Linked DNA regions of Homo sapiens: region 1 is linked to region 2. Evidence: read pairs that join two places in POLR2A ChIA-PET (ENCODE). Cell type or tissue: OCI-LY7. All regions are shown on one strand. Links, peaks and the distances in the headings refer to the core of each region. The heading gives the core; the rest is flanking DNA. Region 1 has its middle 14 kb from the start of FOXN3-AS2. Region 2 has its middle 41 kb from the start of FOXN3-AS2.

Region 1 (2,914 bases), core at 109-2,608, 54 kb after region 2:
TTTTCTTATAAATTACCCGGTCTCAGGTATTTATAGCAATGCAAGAATCACCTAATATAGGACAAAAAAAGCCCAGGAATCGTGACTTGGGTAAAGTAAAAATTCAGCAATGGGTGTTTGTCAGCTTTTCTGTTTCAGCATCCAGCAACTTAACAACCATCAACACCGCCCGATAGCACCAAGATAAAGGACAATTCAGGGAGTGCTCTAGGCTAACATCATGTTACGTAGAGAGCTCACTAATGGCCAGGTTAAATTCAGGAACAGGTCAGACAACCAGCAATCCTCCACAGATATCACCATGCCCAACCAAATACTGGAAAGGTGTTGGGTAGCAGTATATTTGTGGTTAAACTCCTGGTCAGTACCTGGATGGTAGCTCTCCTATATAGCTAGTTAAGTATGAAGATATGTGATTTAAGACATAGCAGGGGTAGGGCTGCTGTCTTCATGAAGAAGGATTTGGCAAAGATGGAAACCCAAGGCGTTAGATACCCAGGGGCAAAGCCAACGCTCCTCTGAAAAACAATGATTTTGGGACACTTTAATACCCAGACAACTGGGCCATCTAGTTCCCATGACTGAAATACTTCTAGCCTGGAATTTTGTGAAACCTAATCAAACACACATCTTTTAAAGGGTGTACAATGTCTAGCTTCTCACCATGCAACTTCTTAGTGTGCCCTCAAAGATTAACTAGTTGCAAAACATATGCCACAAATCTAGTGACTTGCTGTATGGTATTATTAACTATAAACCAAGTCAAGGTCGGGAAACATCTACCAAAAAAAAATTAAATATTTGAACTGCAGTCATTTTTTTTTCTGATAATAATTAACCAGCACAGCTGTTTACCATGTGCACTCCCAGATCATGAGACCAAAACACTCTTGCCCTTGTATGAGATGATGTGTTTTCCTAATATCTAGAAAAGACACACCCTTCTCTCCAGACCACTACCCAGACTTACAAAAGCATTTCAGATTTACCTACAGGTGTGAGTCACTTAAAAACACAATAAACTTGTCAGAACCTTTAATAACTTCCACAAAATCAAATCATTGATAAAAGTCAAATCAGTCTCATTTTGAAAAATCTCAAGATGGCAGAAGGCACCACCAGTTCCTTGAGCCTGGTCGTGGTAGTCCTCACAATTTGAGAATCCCACAGCCCATGCCAGGCCTCAGAAACATTTCCTATTCCCTGCTTCGACTGCATAAGGGGAAGAAGAAGAAAAAGCACACCCAGCCGAGGTCTATAGGCGAACAGTTGCGGCCGCACCATGCAGCATGAATCTGAAATGCTGTGAAGGCAGCCCAGGACTGGAAGTTGGATGCTTTCTACCCTGAAACCACCTAGCAACAGTCAAGATGCAGCTTCTTAAAATCAGCCATGAGAATGAATTGGGGGCGGGGGGGCGGGGGGTGCCTATTCCTAGTGATTTTTATTTTCCATAATAAGCAAATTCTGAGAAGGGCTGTGTGGTTGTATTCACATCACAAAGCTCCAAAGGCTATTTTAAGAGCACCCTGTTTCTGCTTAGGAGAGGAAGAGAAACTCAGCCCCTTCAGGCACCTCAGAGCTGTCCCAACTTCCCCTCCTGACTCCTCCTTTCTGAACAGTTTGGAAACAAGGCAGCTTGGCCAAAGAGGGCAGCAGTGCTTGGCACAGGGGAGGGACTGATGCCGGGCAGGCCCCAGGTTTCCTGGGCATCTAAGCAGCCGAAAGGAGAAGGAACCTACTAAGAGTTGGATATGGCACCAAGTCGATGTTACCATTTGAATCTACCCACCTGCCAATGACACACAATAGAGAACATTTTTTTTTTAAGCTCAAAAATGGAAAAAGGGCAGAGTATTTCAATGATTATGGAGATGGGCAAACCAATCAATGAATGATTCTTAAGCCTTCATGTTTGCCCTGTAAGCAAACTGAAGACGTGCAAGTCATCCTTTTGGCCCTGGGAGAGTTAACGTTAACCCACAGGGACAATGAGAAAGGGAGAGGAGACCCAGCAGATGAGAAAGATGGAGTAATTTCTGGAAGACTGAGGGTATATGGAAGAGTGACAGATGAACTCAGGCAGAAGGAGGAAAGCTGACACTCAAAAATTCCGGCAGAGGGGAGAACGGAGCAGAATCAAATGCATTCACCCCACTGAATCCTAAGAAGGCTCAGGAATCAGAGGCATCAGATACGGAGAAAGTGGGGATGACGTGTGGGAATTTAGTTAGACTAGTTGGGGCTCAGGAAACAATACAACAAAGTGGATGCTTCAGAAGTAGCCCCAGAAGCAAAGTCCCTCTCTGACTTTCTCCTGCTCTCCTGTCTCTCACCCCCTCATTTGCCCTCGAGGCAAGCCATAGAAACTAGAATTCCTCTTCCCCAAAGAAGGACATAGAAACCAGAACCCCTCTCCCCGAGAGTCAGCCGTAAAACCTAGAAATACATCTCTAACCTTCCCCTCCATCCCCACCTTTCTGTGCAAGAAATTCTCTGATTTACCTTGTCTGATAGTAGGTCATAAGACCCTCATTCCAGGGGAGGTCTACCCCCTACCTGGAGTGAAAGAATGCCACTCAGAGAGGCCAGGAAGAATCTGAACGGTCAGGCCTTGCTGGGGTCATTCTCTCCTTGTCCAATCACCGCTCTACACAACTATCCATTATGCATCAAACCTAAGCATAAAAATGGATAGCTTTCTCTGTATCTTTAGGTCTTCATTCCAAAGGCTCTTGTGTCACATAAGGCTATGATTAACTAAATTTGATATGGCTTACTCTTGTTAATCTGTCTTTTGGTATAGGAGTGTCGGCTGTGACCTTTACGACAGGCAGAAAAGGGATCGCCTTATTTCCAGCCTACAGAATCCACACTGAAAAGTTTGATCTTCATATTCTCAACCCTGGGAGCC
Region 2 (2,914 bases), core at 158-2,657:
AGAAAAGCTCCCACTTAAGTTGAGATGTGGGGTTCTGGTGATCTGACCTATAACCAAGAATGTGGCTCTACTGTTTTCGTTCTTCTTTCTTTGGTTGCTTTTTGCTTGACTGGTTTTTGGCTTTGTTTTTTATAGCAGCAAATCAGGGTCAAGATTTTCATTCCCCAAGAAGCCTTGGTAAGTGTCACCTTGTTAATCATCCCCTTCCTGGGAATTTTGCCTGACTAGAGATGTGCTTCCCCCCCGCCACCCACTATGGAATTCAGATAGAATATAATTATACATTCTTTTTTTTTTTTTTTTTTTTTTTGAGACAGCGTCTCACTCTGTCACCCAGGCTGGAGTGCAGTGGCTCTATCTCGGCTCACTGCAACCTCTGCCTCCCGGGTTCAAGCAATTCTCCTACCTCAGCCTCCCAAGTAACTGAGATTACAGGTGCGCACCACCACACCCAGCTAGTTTTTATATTTTTGGTAGAGACGGGTTTCACCATGTTGGCCAGGCTGGTCTGGAACTGACCTCAGGTGATCCACCCACTTCAGCCTCCCAAAGTGCTGGGATTATAGGCATGAGCCAGCATGCCTGGCCCTGTGTATTCTTTTTGATAGGAAAAACTTTCAAGACTCATTTTTCGAAGAAACATTGGAATTTTACCTTTTAGCCCTTAAAGAAAGGAAGCTGTCTAACCAGCCTTAACCCAGGGCTCTGCTCCAACGTCTGCCGGTGCATGCAATCTTCCAACCTAAGTCCCTACGGCAAACTGCCCTAGCTGCAAGAAGAAAAAGAAATTAGTCACCTTCTAGGCCAGTGCTCAAATTTTGCTGTATATTAAGACTCCCCTGGGGAACCTGTAGAAATGTCCATGCCCAGGCCACATCCCAAACCAATTCAGTCAGAATTTCTGGATGTGGAATTGGGCATCAGACTTGTTCAAACTTCCCAGGTGATTCCAACGTGCATCAAGGTATGAGAACGGATGCGCTAGGCGGTGGCCTCTACCAAGTCTCCCTCTGATGCCAAGAGGCCCGTTCTATCCACTGCTCCACTCATCCTGTTTATGCCATTCTTCCTGCATCCCAGGCAGCAGAAGCTCCGGGGATATATTTCTGCCCACATCTCAGAATCTGCTCTTCTAAAACAGCTGCTTCAATTGAAGATATATTTTGTGCAAGGCTCTTCCATTTAATGAAGAATTTTTTTTCTCATTCCCTTAATATTCCTTCCCATTAAGGCATAACCTACAAACAGCAGATGAATTACACTTACGCAGTGACTATAAAGGACAGCTGTTTTATCTCAATGGAGCATTTTCTCTTTATGATTCCATTATTTTACTCTGGCATGACATGCCTAATGTTTTAAATAACGCACAGCTTTCCTTTTCTTTCCTCTTTTTTTTTTTTTAAGTTAAGGTGAAATTTCAGCTGGAAATCTACTCTAAAAGATCTTCAAGAAACAGTCCATATAAGAACACGGCAGTATTTATTTTTTATGAGCAGCTGAAGGTTGATCAAAACATTCCTCCCCAGCCACAAAATGTGTAACCCTGGCATTTTTCAGTACTATTTCTTGGCACACTGAACACAGGTCAAGACATGGAACAGCATTTTATTTGAATTATTATTCTTGAGCTTCCTGAATCTTCAAGCAGTAATACTTAAAAGACACCCATTCATGGTTAGCAGATAATGCAGCCTTTTTTTCACCCAGCAGTGACCTAGTACAGAGAAAATACAGTGAATAAACTTTTTACTAAAGAGGTGCTGTTAAGTTGTCCTTGGATTGCAACTGCCTGTGTGTGAACTTCTAGAATATTTTCCAGACTGTCTTTTCAACAAGCAGAGCTTGCTGAGTTTGCCAAACCTACTTCCTTACCTTTGTCTATTCTGTTCTTTGGCAACTCTTCTTAACAAGCCTACCCCATTCAAGATCTTTCCCCTGCTCTAATCCATCTCATTATATTCTCTACAATTTCACTTTTTACCTCTTCATAATATGGATCTTCAGAAGAACTCCCCAAAAGGATGAAGTCAGAGTCACAATTGATTTTCTGTTAACAATGGGAGGGAGATTTATGTATATGCCCATAGAAACATAAGTCGTTTGTAACACCCAGTTAGTACAAAAGAATTAGTCGTATATTCTACTCCATAAACTTGGTTCTATTCAATGATAAAAGACTATATTATTAAAGACAAAGATTAAATAGTTGTAAATAACGGCACATGTGTTTGAGCTGATCTTGAGTCTTTCCAATACATCAACACTCTGCAAAGGTCACTGGAGGCAAAATAAAGCCACCGGCAAGATGTTTTAGGTGAGGAATGAAGCACAGATGAAAAGCCTTGCCAGCACTGTGTGGTGGCTATGGACATGGGGGCTCCAAAATCTGGTAGGCCTGGTTTCAAATCCTGGCTATGCCACTAGTCCTAGCTGTGTATCCCTAGGTCAGGTTTCAGCCTCTGTAACTATCTGCATCTCTAAAATGTAAGTAATAGCAATAATGACCTTTGTGAAGCTGCTGTGAGGATTAAAGTGCTTAGAAAGTAGTGAGTACACACTAGCTATTTTAATAGCATTTCACAGATAAATGCAACCCAAAGAAACCCATAAGCAAGAGGAATAGGTATTATTTGTGTCTGTCTTCTAGATGTGAAAAGTGAGGCTTATAAAGATTAAATAAGGTCGGCGGGCGCGGTGGCTCACGCCTATAATCCCAGCACTTTGGGAGGCCGAGGCGGGCGGATCACGAGGTCAGGAGTTCAAGACCAGCCTGACCAACATGATGAAACCCCCGTCTCTACTAAAAATACAAAAATTATTGTATTGTGGTGCATGCCTGAAATCCCAGCTATTTGGGAGGCTGAGGCAGGAGAATCGCTTGAACCTGGGAGACGGAGGTTGCAGTGAGCCG

Evidence for each region. ChIA-PET counts read pairs that join two places held together with the same protein. Peaks named below come from ENCODE experiments on the same cell type or tissue, not always from the same donor. Only the 100,000 strongest peaks of a DNase experiment are listed, where the experiment ranks them.
Region 1: POLR2A ChIA-PET joins it to region 2 with 5 read pairs; 3 of 35 experiments call an interaction of 5 or more read pairs at or near these places.

What each region holds. Positions count from the first base shown.
Region 1 is chr14:89,588,321-89,591,234 of GRCh38, forward strand. It overlaps a transcript of FOXN3 not described here. Among named protein-coding and RNA genes, the nearest start is that of FOXN3-AS2, 14 kb to the left of the region's middle. In OCI-LY7, for the core only: no CTCF peak of the experiment used is centred there; a DNase peak (open chromatin) is centred at 1,541.
Region 2 is chr14:89,533,814-89,536,727 of GRCh38, forward strand. It overlaps a transcript of FOXN3 not described here. Among named protein-coding and RNA genes, the nearest start is that of FOXN3-AS2, 41 kb to the right of the region's middle. In OCI-LY7, for the core only: no CTCF peak of the experiment used is centred there; no DNase peak of the experiment used is centred there.